2 separate regions of the Mus musculus genome follow, and region 2 is linked to region 1. Evidence: chromatin loops called from intact Hi-C (ENCODE). Cell type or tissue: heart. All regions are shown on one strand.

Evidence for each region. Hi-C counts contacts between places; a loop is a spot of excess contacts. Peaks named below come from ENCODE experiments on the same cell type or tissue, not always from the same donor. Only the 100,000 strongest peaks of a DNase experiment are listed, where the experiment ranks them.
Region 2: it touches region 1 in a loop (2.3-fold over the local background); 2 of 42 quality-filtered maps call a loop at or near these places.

Annotation. Positions count from the first base shown.
Region 1 is chr1:37,425,346-37,433,345 of GRCm38, reverse strand. It overlaps Coa5 (cytochrome C oxidase assembly factor 5), which reads left to right and starts at 3,243. Exons shown (of 3, transcript NM_198006.4): 1 at 3,243-3,477; 2 at 4,921-5,004. The coding sequence starts at 3,379. It overlaps Unc50 (unc-50 homolog), which reads right to left and starts at 3,207. Exons shown (of 6, transcript NM_026123.4): 1 at 2,853-3,207; 2 at 1,770-2,053; 3 at 675-795. The coding sequence starts at 2,049. In heart, a CTCF peak has its summit at 3,239; a DNase peak (open chromatin) is centred at 3,245; H3K4me3 peaks cover 2,650 bases; H3K27ac peaks cover 2,167 bases.
Region 2 is chr1:37,535,091-37,543,090 of GRCm38, reverse strand. It overlaps Mgat4a (mannoside acetylglucosaminyltransferase 4, isoenzyme A), which reads left to right and starts at 2,075. Exons shown (of 16, transcript NM_173870.3): 1 at 2,075-2,126; 2 at 6,687-7,052. The coding sequence starts at 6,959. In heart, a CTCF peak has its summit at 4,200 (motif pointing right); a DNase peak (open chromatin) is centred at 1,940; H3K4me3 peaks cover 1,464 bases; H3K27ac peaks cover 1,148 bases; H3K27me3 peaks cover 949 bases.

The sequences.
Region 1 (8,000 bases):
GTTTCTAAATAAGACCACACACATGCCTGTTGCCGTGTGGACATGTCTGAAACGATTGCATTTTCTCTGCTCCCTCCTCAGTCTCCACCTTCTGAAGCCACTTGTTACATCATCACCCTTTGCCCAGGAGGCCAAGCACACAGGAACATTCTCTGAGGGAAGTAACACACTGAACACCAGATCTCTAGTCTACAGCCAACTATGGTTGTTCATTCAACCCCAGACAGAAGCAGGCTGACGGCCTTTGAAGGCCTCTGGATGTAATTTCTTCTCAGCACAGAGGAGACACACTGAAAACAAAACCCCTTTCAAACACCCCTGACTGATGTAAAACTCCAGAGGATAACCTAGATCTAAATGGACCGAAACAATACTGAAGCACTCATGCACCTGGAAATGGTACCCACTGACAAATGTAGAAAACAAAGCTAATCAGAACCATACATATATTATAAAAAATCAGAATTTAGCAGGGTAAACCATTCTGGGATTTGCTACAATGACAGAAAGCACCCATTAGAGTATTTTCTGACCTAGTACAGACACAGGAGCCAAGTTAGAACCATCCTAGCAGTCTGCCCAGCCACTTCAGCTACTCTGTCTTCACTAGTTACTGCCCCTCTGAAGGAAACAGAGGCGGGACAGCATAGAAGGAGCCACTTTACCGTACTTACCACATTAACGTTGAGATCAGAAGGCCAACACCCACACAATCTATAAACACAACCCACAGCAGCAGCTTTATTGTCTCAAAAAATCCCATGTCCAGCACAAAGCCGAATCCTATGGTGGACACTGAAATAAAGAGTTACAAGTCACTGCCAGGCTCAGGTACAAAACAGTCCCTGACTCCCATACACCCACAGTGTAGTAGAGGTGGCACACAGATGATGAAGAAAACCCTCATGACAAGGTACATGCAACTGATGTGGAAAGAGATGTCACCTCTGAATGCAGTAAATGACAGGACACAGGGCACTCAGAACACCAGTGTGGACGGGACGGCACTCAACTTACTCTTAAGTCCAGTTAAATGTGAAAAGCACCTACATACTCCAGTACCCTCTAGTTGACGGGGACTGTTGATGTTCTCCAGTTGGGGTACTGGAGAATCTAAAGGTTCTTTTCCAGTTTGATCAGTACTTTCAGAACTCTTACCCTGGAAGGCTGGGGGTGCAGCTCACTTGCCTGGTAGATTTAAGTCACTGGTTTCTATTCCTGGTCCTACCAACCCCTGCCCCTCCGCTTGACAAAAAACAAAAATAAAAAGATAGCAATCTGCCGGCCTTGCAGATTTGCCTAATTAAGAAATGTAATTCCTATCCTAATATTTCTTGGCACACACTTGGGTTTGGTTCTTATTAGTTTTGTTCTGTTTGTTTTAAAGTCAGCCAGTGTGGCAGAACACGACTGTCAAGCCAGCACTAAGAGACTGAGTTAAGAGCTTCCTGAGTGCCAGGCCAGCCTGGCCTACACATCTAGAAGCTGTTTCAAAAGAGAAGGAATAAACCAACTCTGGGACGAACCCCATGCCCTACTTTCATACACTGGGTACAGTAGTTTACTCTGGCGTGTTACAGCCAGCACTAGGAAGAACTCCACTTTCTTTCTTGCCAGTTTTCTCATGTTTTAGAAAAGACAAACAAATCCCACAGCTTCACACACCCCAAGAGTCTGACCCGCCATACATTATCCCAAAAGATAAAGTTTCCTCTGAAAACCCCAATTTGTTTTTCTACTATACTGCTTGTAAACTGAGACACACTTACCACAGAGCCAGATACTTAAGAGGACTAAGAAGGCAGGGTCATCTCTGGCCCACTGGTCCTTTGTTTGCTTCCGGTAGTGAAAGTTTCTATAAACCCTCTGAGGAGAGGTAAACAGGTAGAGCATCTGCCATGCAGCAAACTCAAAGTCCATCTGCCGAAATCGAAAGAGCCTTCTGAGGTACTTGTAGCGTTTTGCTCCAGCCGTGTGCCTTGCTGCATCCCTGGAATTTAATACTCCATTCCCGTGCATCGAAGAACTCAAGGAAGTACTTGGTAGCATCTTCCTAGATGGAATGAGAACATTTCTCTTAGATGTAATCTTAAATGTAATTATTTGGCTACTAGAACTCCTCGTCAGCGCTATGACGTTTTCTCTTGCCACCTTCAGAAAGGATTAGGGGCCAGAAGCTATAGAGTTGGTTCTGGGGCTTGTCTAGGGGCTGGCCAAGGGTAATGCCATCAAGGCAGTACCACAAACTCCTGTATCACCTGAAACAAGCACTTAACTTCAGTCGATGGTTTCCCAACCTTCACCTCAATCAAGCCTTTGACAGCTGCAGTAGCTCACTACTGATAATGGAGGCCAAGGAAAAAGCAGCACAAGGGGGTGTGCAATGACGTCCTCATTAACACGGGACAATGACCGAACACTGGTTCAAAATTCCGTGTTTGTAATGACCAAGATTTAAAACAAACAAAAAGTTTAATCTAAAAGCAAGGTTACTGAAAAAGTAAGACACACAGTTTATTTGTACAAGTCCATCGGCGATGGCCAGCAAGTCCCTGGTTATTCAGAATGTGACAATAAAAATTACACTCCTTGATGGTTTTACTCCTAGGATGGCTGGGTAGGAGGAATAACAGCGCGAAGGGGCCAGTCCAACTAGTCCGAAGCTAAATGACTGCTGGTCACCGCCCAGCCTACCTGCCCTCCGCGGCGCGGCGCGGCGCCCCGCCCCGCCAGCAGGTCTCCATTACCCCAAGCCTCTGTCAACTAAAAATACAAACGGCCCAGTGACATTTGACTTAAGAACAAGCAACGACAAGGTTTCAGGGTGTGTGTCTCCTTGCAAAATTTCAGACCTGCTTAGAATAGAAAAACGGCTCTAATCCTGCGATTCCCACGTAAGCGGCTGTCTTTGGTTTTACCCAGCAGCTCCACGGCGGGCCTAGGACTCGAGCTGCCGGGCGCCGGCCGGTCCCTCGCCCAGCCGCTGAGACGCCAGGTCGCGAGCTAACCGTGGAAACGGCCGACGGCACGAACGCCACCCTGCGCACACAGAGCAGGCCGCACCTGAAGGCCCTCGAGGCCTCGTCCTGGGCCCGGGACTACCGCCACCTTCCCAGGGCAGCCGAGCCCAGCCGCCGCTGGGGCCACTTCCCTTCCCGCTACGTAGCCCGCACTTGCGGCGCTCTGTATTTACGTTACGGACACGCACTTCCGCCACGCGTGCGCATACCCTGAAGAGTCGCACTCCTGGCGGAAGTTGTTGAGACTTTCTCCCACCCTCGCCGGTAGCTTGCCAGTGGGCGTGTCCCACGCCCTTCCGGGCCGTGCGGGGTGACCGAGGGCCGTGATCCAGTGTGGTGAGGGCGGTGGGTCCCCGCCATGCCCCGGTATTATGAGGACAAGCCGGAGGGCGGCGCGTGTGCGGGCGTGAAGGAGGATCTGGGTGCATGTCTGCTGCAGTCTGCCTGTGTGCTCCAGGTAGCGGATCTGGGTGGCAGAGCTCAGTCAAGACTGGCTCCATGATGGCCTGCGAGGGGAGGTCACGTCGAGGGTAGAGGTCGCGCGTCCGCTCCTGACTTTGGACAGGTCTCTTGAGCTCGCATCCCCAGTTCTTACTGGTGTTAAGTGGGAGATAACTTACTACCCACCTAAGGATTTTGTAAACCTTCAGCCAGCTCTGTTCAGGAAGCGATCCCTGAGTGCTGGCACGCGCCACCAGAGACTCCCACTCTAAGGGCAGCTGCCAAGGCCTGTGCCTGCGCCGCATGGCTACTTGATCTGTGGTGGAGAGTTTTGGTTCCTTGGCTTCTAGAATATGGAAGTATCTCATGGTGTGCCATAGTTTCTCTCTGCCGATCTTTAACCTATCTTAAACCTATAGCATTGCATTCTGGGAGGAATTCAACATAAGCCTTTATACTATGTGCTGCCTTGGGAAACAGGCGAGGAATGAGAAGGGCTCAGAGAAACGTAGGGTATGAACTCAGATGATCACAACGTACCTTCCAGTGGGGGATAGTGAGGAGAAAGGGGAGTGGGGAGAAGGTTCAGAACTTTCTCAAAAATAGACTTCTTAAGATTTTATGACTCTTGGAAAACCAGAAAAGTTGAAACTTCCAGAGGGAACTCAGTATGGTTTTCCCATTACTGACCTTGACCTCAGAAGAGCAAGGCCTCTTGCCCGCTGACTCATCTCTCCAGCCCCTCCACCTTATTACTTGAGATAGCATGTCAGTGGACCTAATTGGCTAGCCTAACCAGATCTGCTTGGCTCCACTCCCATTCTGGGATAAACGACTTCTGCCACCATGCCCAGCTCTTTATGTGGGTGCTGAACTGGGAGCTCTCATGCACAGCAAGCATTTTCTTTACTTAGCCACTTTGCCAGCCCCTCCCTATTAACATTTATATACAGAGTTTAGTACTAACACTAAAAGGTCTTTATTTTAACACATCCAATTCATGGTTCTCATCCATAGGAAGGCTTATACAAACATTGACGATATGTCCTAAAAATCTTAGGCTCTGGGGGCTGGAAAATAGATGGCTCAGTGGTTAAGAGCACTTGTTGCTCTTACAGAGGGTCAGGATTTGGTCCTAGCAGCCATAAGGTGGTGCACAATCATCTATCCTCCAGTTCCTCCTGGTAGCCTCTTTGACATCCATAGGCACCAGGTCTGTATGTAGTGCATGTTTGTACATGCAGGCAAACACTCATAAAATTAAATTTCAAAGCAGACTCAAAATACTTACTTATTTGATAATCTTTACATTTGCTTTTCTTTAATCACCAAGGTTAATAAAAAGGAATTAAGAATTTTCTTAAGTCAACTTTAAAAAAAAAAACTACTTTCAGAAGAACAGTTGTCTGTGCTTTGTGGGACAGTCTTTCAGACATTCACATTGGTTTGTATATCACAGGAAGGAAAATCCCCACGGCAGTGTTTGAAGGAAGGCAACTGTAGAGCTTTGCAGTATTCCTTTTTTGAATGTAAAAGATCAATGGTAAGTGATGAACCATTTCAAAAGCTTATGTTACCTATACATAGAATTAAATGTGAATGATTTAATGGTCATACATCAGTTGTAGTGATATGGTTTGGATAATGGTGTGGGGACTCCAGTGATGAACATAGAGCAAGCATACCATGTTATCCTGTAGAGCAGCTGGCCCTCATGGTTTCCTGAAAGCTGGAGGATGAGGTCTCAGCAAGTCCTAAATAGGAAGAGCTGACCTCATGAATTCAGGTCATTGGCAGTTGCACACAAGCCTAGCAGGCTGAGGACAGCGTTGGCACTTCTGTCTTACACGGCCAGGAAGAAGTGTCAGTGCTTGAGTTTTGGCGTGAAAGATGGTGGCAGGAGGTCCCCAAATGACATCACTGGTGCCTGGGCAATATGCTACCATTCCACGACTTGAAAGATCTATACAGGTCTTTAGGATGGAAACAGGCTTTTCAAGGGGGAAAAAAATGTGAAGCAGAAATGTGAGCTTTCCTTGAAAGAGGCGCACCCTTGAGTCTGAGCCTATGTCTGCTGGCTTTGGGACTACACTGAGAGCTCATCGCCTGTGTTCATAAAGAAACAGAGGGTGCAGAGGTTCAGCACGAAGGAGACCGAAACCCAATATGGCTGCTGTGTCTCCTGGGTGACAGCTCTCCACCCTAGTCCTGCCACTTACGGAGGGCCTCCCCGTGCAGTTTTCTTGTCTTCCCTTGTGTTTTGTCAGCTATGTAAAATGCAAGCTTTTAGGCTTGTGAGGAATTTGAAAGTGTGGTCCAAACACTGGGAAAGCATAAAAATTAGTAGAGGAGTTAAAGAGTTCTGCTGTGTCATTGCATAAATGACAATAAGCTGCCTGAAATCTCTTACCTAGAGCTCAGTCTTTCTGTTTCATTTTCTTTTATTACTACTTCTTTCTTTTCCTCTTTCTCTTCCTCTTCCTCTTTTCTGGCTGTTCCTCCTCCTCTTCTTTTTTCTTTCTTTTTGAGATAAGGTCTCACTGTGTATATCTGGCTGGCCTAGAACTCACTCTGTAAACCAGGCCAGCCTCAAGCTCAGAGACTCACAGGCCTTTGCTTCCCAGGTGCTAGTGTTAAAGGCGTGTGCTGCCACATCTAGCAGTGTGTAACACAGACTGACTTGGAACTTGTGAGTCTCCTGCCTTCATCTCCTCAGTGACTCCTATGGGCACGCATTCATTCTCCTTCATAAAGCATTTTTTTAATATATATTTTATCACACTTTATCTGTCTTCTGAGTAATTATTTTTTAATAGATTCTTTTCTCATACAGTTTCCCCTCCCCCTACTCCTTCCAACTACCCCCCTCCCACCTCTTCTCCCTTCCAGATCTACTTCTTTTCTGTTGCTCATTAGGCTTCTAAGAGATAGCAACCAAACACGACAAGATAAAATATAATAAGATGAAGTAAAAACTTTCATATTGAAGTTGGACACAGCAACCCAACAGGAGGAAAAGAATCCCAAGAGCAAGCAGAAGAGCCAGGGCCCCACTCCTTCTCACAGACAGGAGTCTCCCATAAAACACTAAGCTCATAGCTAGAATCTGTGTACAGAGGACATAATGTAGGCCCTGTGCGTGCTGCTTCAGTCTCTGTGAGGTCATATGCACAAAGGGAACCAGAGGCAGCCTCTCTGATGACAACTGGGTAAGGCATTAAGCTAGGAGTAGAGCAGAAAATCATTAGAAATCAGTTGTTGTGTGTTTTGTTTTTACCAGTCATGTCTGATTTTACCTTAGGTCTTTGGGCTCTCTAGTCTGGTTTTTAGTTACCCAAGCAGCATTGGGCATGGGTTCCTTCTTGTGCAGTGGGTCTAAGTCAAATAAGATTTGGCTATTCCCACAATTTCTAGGCCACCATTGCACTAACATATTTTGCAGGCAGGACAGATTTTAGGTTGAAAGATTTGTGGCTGGATTGGTGTCCATGTTTCTCTTTGGTAGCTTGCAGAGTATTTTCCTGCCCCAAAGAGACTAGAATGTAGGGATGAAGGCTTTGTGTGGGCACCAGCTCAAATTCTCCATGTTCAGTGAGTTGTATGGATGTTGTCCTCTGCTATCAGTTTGTGGAGAGCAACCCTTTATCTTGGCATCAGCCTGGGTTGTTAGGGGATTTCCATGGGGACCTTCTTGGCCAACAACCCAATTGAGTGTAACTCGACCTGCCACTGGAAGCCTTGCCTAACTAGAAGATATGGTCAATTGGGACTCCATAGCCCCCATTACTAGGAGTCCCCATTGGGATCACCTTCATGGATTCCAGGAAGTTTCCAGTACACTAGGATTCCACACCATCCCTCAAAGTCTCCCCCCAGTTCCAGCTTCTCTTCCCTGACCTTTCTCACTCACTCCCTATCTTGCCTTGATGTAAACTGCCTTTATTATGTTTAGATTATATCCCTTGTATCCTTGATCTTTCCAAGACTTTCATCAGAGGCCTTTTCATGCCTTTGTTATCCCAGTTTGTTTATATGGTGGATAAGAGTTATTGATTTTTATATATTGAAACATCCCTGCATCCCTGGAATGAAGCCTATCTGATGATCATGGTGGATGTTCTTTTTAATGTGTTCTTGGATTTGGTTTCCAAGTATTTCATCAAGAAACTGCATCTATGTGCATAAGGGAAATGAGTTTGTAGTTTTCTTTGTAGAGTATGTGGTATCAGGGTAACTGTGTCCTCAGAAAATGAATCGGGCAATATTCCTTCTGTTGCTGCACCCCTCCAAATTGGAAAATCTAAATGAAATGGATAATTAGGGTAAATAGTACCTACTGAGAAAATTATCCATTTCATTTAGGTTTTTCAATTTGGAGGAGTGCAGGTTCTTATGTCCTTACGATTCTCTGGACTGACTCCGTGTCCTTTGTTATGTCCCCTTTTCATTTATGATTTTGTTAATTTTGATGTTCTCTCTCTCTGCCAGTAGTTTGCCCATGAGTTTGTCTATCTTATTGATTTTCTCAAAGAACTCTTC
Region 2 (8,000 bases), 110 kb before region 1:
CTCTGTGTGAGTGCCTTGGCATGCTTGTGACCCCACACTGAATAAATGCACAGAAGATATTATAAAAGGTCTTCAATTCATGGATGTCTATTGCTTCTTTTAACTTCTGATGTTTCCCTGTTTACAGAGTCTGAATATGTACTCTTCCTGAAGGTACCACTCCAGTCCGTACCCACATCGTATCTTTTCCTTTTTCTCCTCTCATCTGACCTTGATCTTTGCTTAGAAAATGTCTGTGAACACTCTCATTCCCTTCCTTTACCAGGGGGGAAAAAATAGAGAAAGCGGAAATAGGTCTTTTTAAGATTCATTCAGTCATCCGATAGCTGGTGGGTTGCTAAAGGTGAAAATGGAAACAGAGAAGCAGAAGTCTCTGAATTAAGGAGAATTGGGTTTAATCGCGGTTAGTTGCCTAAATAACTATTTGTATCCATGAAATTCTCTAGTTTCTCTCTGTATAACATTGGGATATCGGAAAAATGACTGTCTGTGTTGCTCAGTCTTTTAGCTGACCCTAACATAGCTCAAGGGCTGTTTCTCTCCTGTCGAGTATTTTCTTCCTCTGCTTGAAGCTGTGAACTGATCTGACACTCAGAACAGTAGAAAGGTAGCAAGGCCTGGTGTGTCTATGCTGACAGGAGAATTAGCAATTCACCCCAACCGTGTTTCAGACGCTGTGTCTGGTAGGGGTTCCATCTATAGTGCTTGTGTCCATCTTGAAGTCTAGTGCTGGGTTGCTAACTGTCAATGTTTTAGGCACAGTTATACAGGGAATTTAGCTCTATTTCCCCCCAAAGTAGAAAGCAAAGCTGCCACTGGGTTTATCATGCTTCTCCCATACCCCGGCTGGTGCAGAGCTGGGGGAAGAAGACTGTGAGCCTCTTTTGGGATTTTGAAAACAGCTTAGGAACAACGGAGAGAAATCTCACCACAGGAGAGCTGAGAAACCTATAAATATAATAGCTAATTATTAAACACTTAATTTTGAGACAAAAAAAAAACGTCCCCCCCAAAAACAAAAACCCCTCATTCCGATGTTGTATACTAGAGTTTTCTATTTTTGAATTACTGTCGTCTTCTGATCCAGATATTTATTGCCTTGGTGTTTGCCAGGAACAAGGCTGTTTCCTAGTTTTTTGATTTCTTGTATGTCTTTGCAGTGTTGTTGGGAGGATTATGGTAACAGGGAGGACAGACACATCTCTTATCTTATTAGCTCTGTAACCACAGGTAAACTCTTTAACCTTTTAAGCTCATCTGTGAGAAATGGGGATTAACATATATGATAAGCAATTAAAGATTTGCCGGGATTATGGTAAGAAGCAATTAAAGATCTTAATATATGCCAGGCTTGATAGCTAACAGATAACGTGCACAGGGGCAGGCCACTCACGTTTTCTATAGATGTCCATCCATTTCGATCTGAAACCAGTTTTAAACTTTAAGAAATGGTCATCTGACACGTGCTCAAGAGAGAAGGGAAGACTAACACTGCATAGTAGAAAAATCGGGGACATTAGCACTGAGTGGTGTGCCTTTAAACCCTAGTCATATTTGTTGCTTCTAGTTGCTCCAAATGGTCCTCCCTGCGTCTCTGCCTCCTCCTGGAAGCTGGAGGATAACGATGCTCCTCACTGATGCTGGCAGTGTAATGCTTGGAACAGCGGGCCTTGGAAGCTATGGTTGGATTAGAGCCAGGACCTGTCACCGCGCCTGGACCGCCAGAAGATGGGACCCAGAGCTAGGAGGAAAGGCCATGGTGACCAGGTTGTATTCCGTGGGCTCACTGGGGCCTTTGTTGCCTCCCGAGGTTGCATGCGCTCAGGCCGGAGGGTACAAGCCAGATGTGGCGGCTGCGCTCCAGCCCCGGCCGCAACACCGATGCAAAAAGGGGCTGGGGAGAAATATATAGGCTGCTCTATTGCGCCGTTGAGTGACAGGCTGGCCGGCCACTGGCAGCGGCGGCGGGGCGCTTAGGGAAGTGGCGGCCAATGGCTGGCGGGAACTGGGGCGGGGGCTGGGCAGGGGCTGTCCCTGGCGAGGGCGGGGCGCGCGGCCCGCGGCGGCGGAGGCGGCTCCAGCAGCGACGCCGGCGGCCGCGGCAGAAGCGCCCTGGCCCGCGGCAGGTGAGGAGCGCGGGGCGCCGGGCAGGGGGCGGCCAGGAGGAGTACGGCGGGGTCCGCGGAACACCCACCTGCTGGTGGCTGAGGCGGGGCGTCCCGAGGCCGCCGTCCGATCGCGCGCGCACCGGGCCTCGGAACCGGGAGCGGGGCGCGGGCCGGCCGCCCTCCGCGCCTCGCCGCAGCCGCAGCCCCTCGGTGCTGCGCTCCTTCCCGGTGGTTGGCCTGGAGCCTCGGGCGGTCCCGGAGCACCGGGAAAGTGCAGTGCTGTGTGCGCGTGCACCGAGACCAAGAGTTGCGGGCAGGATCCCGCGACTGGAGGGTTGGAAGGCTGGAGGGTTGGAGGGCTGGGGGGCTGGGGGGCTGGAGGTGGCGCCGCCGCGGGGCAGGTAGGGCGGGGGCCGCTTGCCTGCGGGGAACTAAGATGTTCCGGGAGGTACGGGGGGAGCGAGCCCGGATTCCTCCCAGGCCTGGGTTTCCTCCATCCCATGGAAGCGGCGAGTGGGATCCCCTCCCCGACCTCAGGTGGGGTCTCGGACCCCTCCAGGTGTGACAGGTGATGTCTGGAAGGCTTGGCGTTAAGTGGTGGCAGTGGTACGCTTCCCGCGCCCGCTTTTATTTCTCTAAGCGTTGTGATCTCAGGAGCGGGTTCACGGCTTACATTTAGAATTCGGAAATAGCTGTAGATGGTATGTTATCTTCTTCGAGCCTGCCATCTATTTTGCTGTTGTGCTTTTTGCTGCCGACAAATTATTTAGTAAAAGATAAAAGAATGACATGGTTATTCACTTGAATGTAAAAATCTAAATTTAGAATCATGTAACACGCGCTCTGTGGTTCAGGCTCCTTTCTCTTCCAAATGCTTAAAGAATAGTTTTACTAACAGGTTATGGTGACATAGGTTCCATTAACCCCTGAGTGTAAATCATAACACATACTAGACAATGAAATTATGTAAGCTGTATAAAAGAAATATTTATGTTCTCTAAGTGGAAAGGGCATGAGTTTTTCATAATTGCGGTTTATAAAGTTGTGCAGGCTTACGTCATGGTGTTCATTGATCCGGGGTGTCATGAATCGTGCCTCTTGTTCTTTCAGGCACCTCTGTTTTGTCTGTGGGATGCTGATGAAGGACTCTACCAAATGTTAACCAAAGTGTTCTTAGCCGTGGAACATATGGGATATTTCAGAGAACACTTTAAAAACTTAATTAAAAAAAAAAAACAAACCCAGATGCAAGATTGTTAAATCTATTAACAAAACATATTCCTCATTCTGCGGTTTAGAGTTGAAGCCTCTTTTGGAGGATGGAGGAATGGCTAGTTACGTAGTCATTTTTTTGTTCAAAGACTTGGTTGTTATCAATTAATATAGCCAGGACAGTCTTAAGGTAAGGGCGGTAGATAAGTATTCACATATGTGGCCTCGGACACAAATGTAGGTCACCTGTGTCTAACGAGCCAGCCTCAAGCTGCCTGGGGTGGTTTAAGGGTACGAGGTGTGTTCTGTTTCCTCCTCTCTGGAGATTTCATTCACGTGTGCTTCACGATGAAGCTTAGTTTGGAAAACCCTGGTGTAAAATGAATAGCTGCATTCCGGTGGAGTGTAACACTCCTCCTCCTTTTGAGATGTCAGAACTTATTAGTAGAATTCCCTAACCGTATCTTCCCTAAAATGGGGTTTGCTAACTTCTTAGGCCCAGTATTTAATACTCCATATGCTTCTGGGGTATTATGGATGGCTAATCTATAGCATTTATACTTTTATATAGGCTTCATTTGTATGTAATAAAACAACTTCTCTCTCTCTCTCTCTCTCTCTCTCTCTCTCTCTCTCTCTCTCTCTCTTTGTTGTTGTTTCTTGAAACAGGATTTCTCTGTGTAGCCTTGGCTGTCCTGGAACTTGCTCTGTAGACCAGACTGGCCTCGAACTCATAGATATCTGTCTGTCTTTGCCTCCCAAGTGCTTGCATTAATGGCATGGGCCACCACCACTTAGCTTAATAAAAACTTTTTTTTTTAAAGATTTATATATTTATTATGTATATAGCACTCTGCTTGCATGTATCCCTACAGGCCAGAAGAGGGCATCAGATCTCATTACAGATGGTTGTGAGCCGCCATGTGGTTGCTGGGAATTGAACTCAGGCCTTCTGGAAGAGCAGACAGTGCTCTTAACTGCTGAGCAATCTCTCCAGCCCCATTAATAAAACCTTTTAAATTATCATTTTAGAATGATTCTGCATATCTCTACTTCCTGATTTATGTCAGCTAGATATTTATTCTAATAATCAGCTCTACCTGCCCTTCCCCAACAAAATCCTCCCTGAAGCAAAATATGACTATATATAGACAGAAAGTGAAAAGTGTGTTTGTATAATGTCATACCAGGCTTAAAATTCCAAGTCACAGTTTACTGAGGTAGTGCCCCTGTTCTTAGAGTCAGAAGTCATCATTGAGTGTTTTATTGAGCTAATAGATTAGGTACTTGGTGGAATTTAAAATCATTGGATTTTGTTTTCCCAGTGAGGACCTTTGGTTGTAGGTGGTCAGCATGGGCATAGTTGGGATAAAGTTAGCCATGGGAGGTGAATAAATTAGGTCTTAGCAACTTGGAGAACCTCTTTGGAATACCAGGTGCTCAGGTAGTCACAGGCCGTGCAGTGGAATGTAGTGCTTCTAGAATTTTACATGGAAATGAGAGCTCCTGGCCAGAGAAACTAACAGGCAGGCTTTGTTGGGGACTCAGGAGGGAGGGATTAGCCAAAGGCTGCAGGAAGTGGGAAATTTGTTCAGAGTTGCACATTTGGACTGTGAAATTTTCTGTTCATTCTGTAGTTTTTATACCATAACAGGCTTGTGCCTACTGCAGAACAGAAAACATTTTTTAAAATGTAATACATTTGGAAAATTTATGTTTTCTGTCGAGCCAAGTTAACACTCAGAAAGGCTCTCTAGTCTCATCTGAGCTGCGACTGTCTCCTGCAGCAACTCCGTCCTGCTGTGGTGTAAGCGGTCAATCTGAGGGACAAAAGGCAGCAGATAAGAATTCTGCCAGGCCATGGTGACACACACCTTTAATCTGAGCACTTTGGGAGGCAGAGGCAGAGGCAGTGGCAGAGGCAGACAGATCTCTGTGAGTTCGAGGGTAGACGGTAGACAGTTCTAGGCCAGCCAGAGCAACACAGGGAAACCATGTCTCAAAAAGCAGACAAACAGAAACAGAACTTAAACCTAGAAGTTACTGAAACTGAGGTTTCTCATTGGGTTTACCTCCTTGTGTATAAAATAGGGGTTGTAACGCTTGCCCTGTAAGGACTTAGTGAAGGTTTAAGTCTTGTTACTGCCCAGAATAAAGGAAAAAAGCCAGTGAAGTATAGTAACCATCCTCACCATCACACTGTCATTTGTCCCTGTGTGGTCTTCCTTGGCTAGTGGAGATTCCCAGTGATTCACAGTGCTAGAAATAGCTGAGGTTGTAGTTTGTGAATTGCCTGCAAATGGCTGCTTTAATCAGGCGTGCCCTTCCACTGAGAGATGTGTCTCTTGGGCCTGATAATTGTTTTTGGAGGTACAGTAACTCACCCCACTAGAGGCTCATTTACTGTAGCATCACAGGAAGTGGTGCTACCCCTTGGTGCCACTAGAAATCAACGCTTGCCTGACAAGCCCCTAGGGGGTGAGACCAGTTATGTCTAGCGTGGACCACGCAGGGGCTGGCTCATCTGTTGGCTTATTTTTCTCTTTGATACAGTTGGTATTTATTGAAGGCCTATCTTGTGCTGGGCATTCTACTTAGCAACCTCATGCCTTTCCAGTTCTAAAGAATTTTAGTTAGCTGAACAGCGAGCGCGGTCCTCCTCATTTCTTGAGCATCATAACCCAATGGGGTAGGCTGTGGCCGAGAGAGAGTGGGCTAGATCACTGCCTCTTCTGAACGTGTAAATATTTCCAGCTGTCTCTCTAAAACTCAAGATGAGGATATTGATAATTGTAAGGATTTTGTGGTATGTGGGATACCAGAGTCCGTCGCTTTCTTATTTCATAGATGAAATTTGGAGGCATGGAAGAAAAGAGGCACGTCAGGGCATTTCAGTAATGCCATAAGTCAGCACTGGGCAGCAGACTCTTCAAACTATTGCAGTTGTACATTCCCTTATTTTTATTTATTTTCTTAACCATTGCTTGCTCTTATGCAGCGGAATAATAACTCGGGGAGAGGGGGATGAAACTTAAGGCTCAGTTGTTAGGGATCCCTTTGGGAATCTGTGAGCCCCACAACTTCTCCCTTTAAATGAGCAACCATAAATTTTTATGTTTTCCATAGACAGAACCAGCCAGGAAGGAAGGAATACAGTTTGAAGCTTTTTTTTTTTTTTTTTTTTTTTTTTGAGGAAAAAGACCCTTATAATTCTGCTATAAGAAATGAATCATTTTAATATGGGGGTGGTCTTCATAAGTACAGTTTAGGCTTGACAAGAGTCTGCCTTTGACACTGAATAATAAATGGAGAAACCTCTGGTTTGTATTATTTAGTGAGTTTTCCTTTCGTTTCTTTCCCTGACAGGAAGAAGAAAAAGAAGCATCCCTTAGCCCCCAGCCTCTGAAAACTGCGAAGACAATCTGGAATAGCAATACCCACTGTTGCTTTGCTGCCTGACGCCTTCTGCCCAGCATCTGAAGTGAACCTCAATCATCAATTCATCAATTGCTTTTTTTTTTTTTTTTTTTTTTTTGGCCCGGGACCAAGGCGTTCTGGATTCTGTTGATTTGAGGCTGGAGAGAGACCGGTCTTGCTTGTCATCGCCAACTTGCTAACCAGTGTGATGGTGAAATGAGATGAGGCTCCGAAATGGAACTGTGGCCACTGCGCTGGTATTTGTCACGTCCTTCCTTACCCTATCCTGGTATACCACGTGGCAAAATGGGAAAGGTAAGGAGGAGGTCTCTGAACCACTGTGGGTGACAGAGTACACCATGCCACAGAGGTGAGCCGAGTGGAAATAGGTTGAGCCTGCATGCCTGCAGCTCACGCCTCTGTCTTTGTTCTGGTGGCTTTTTTTGATACAAAAATGAAACAGTTTTCTTGGACAGACTGATACAGACTTCTGACTCCTGCCCGTTTGTTTTCAGTATCTTATGATCACACTTTGGAAAGCCACATTGTGTAACAAAGGCTTTTTTTTACAAGTCATCACAATCAATACATCTTTGGTGTGCTAAACCAAAGTTTTGTATACCAGCAGTGTTGTAGAAAATACTTCGAAGAGGGTGATCAGGGCCTTCAGGAAACATACATACTAGTTAAAGTCCTGACTTGGTGGTGTGTGGCTAACGCCTCGGGCTGCATGCCTTGACAGATTGCTCCTTTGGCAATCAGGAGAAATTCTGATCGTAATATTAGAAGTTTCATAAATTATAATTGTGTGGAGACTCTAGAACTGTTGTCTGTTGATTAGAATTACTCGAAGGGGCGATGGTCTTTTGCTCTTTGTTTTGTTTTGTTTTCTCTTTTCTGGCATTGATTTAAGAAGTGCTGACGGTAGGGAGGGTGGCAGTGTTGGGGATGCTGCGTAGTCATTGTTAGAGTTTATCACCTGGGGTATTTGACGCTTGTCTTGTTGACATTGCCTTCCTGGCCCATAAAGATGATTGATTTCTGCTGTGCATTTATGTCTCTATGCCTGTGTTAGTAATACATACCTCTCTGGGCATATATACTTTATACATTTGAACCGTAGCTATGTGCATATCTGCTTGTATACCGTAAGCAGAGGGACATGAGAAACACAGGTAATCTGTGAATAAGCCTTACATTCTTTCCCCTACTTTCTGTCTTTCTGAGTTGGGTTCTAGCTCAGGCACTGGAGAAATACAGGTG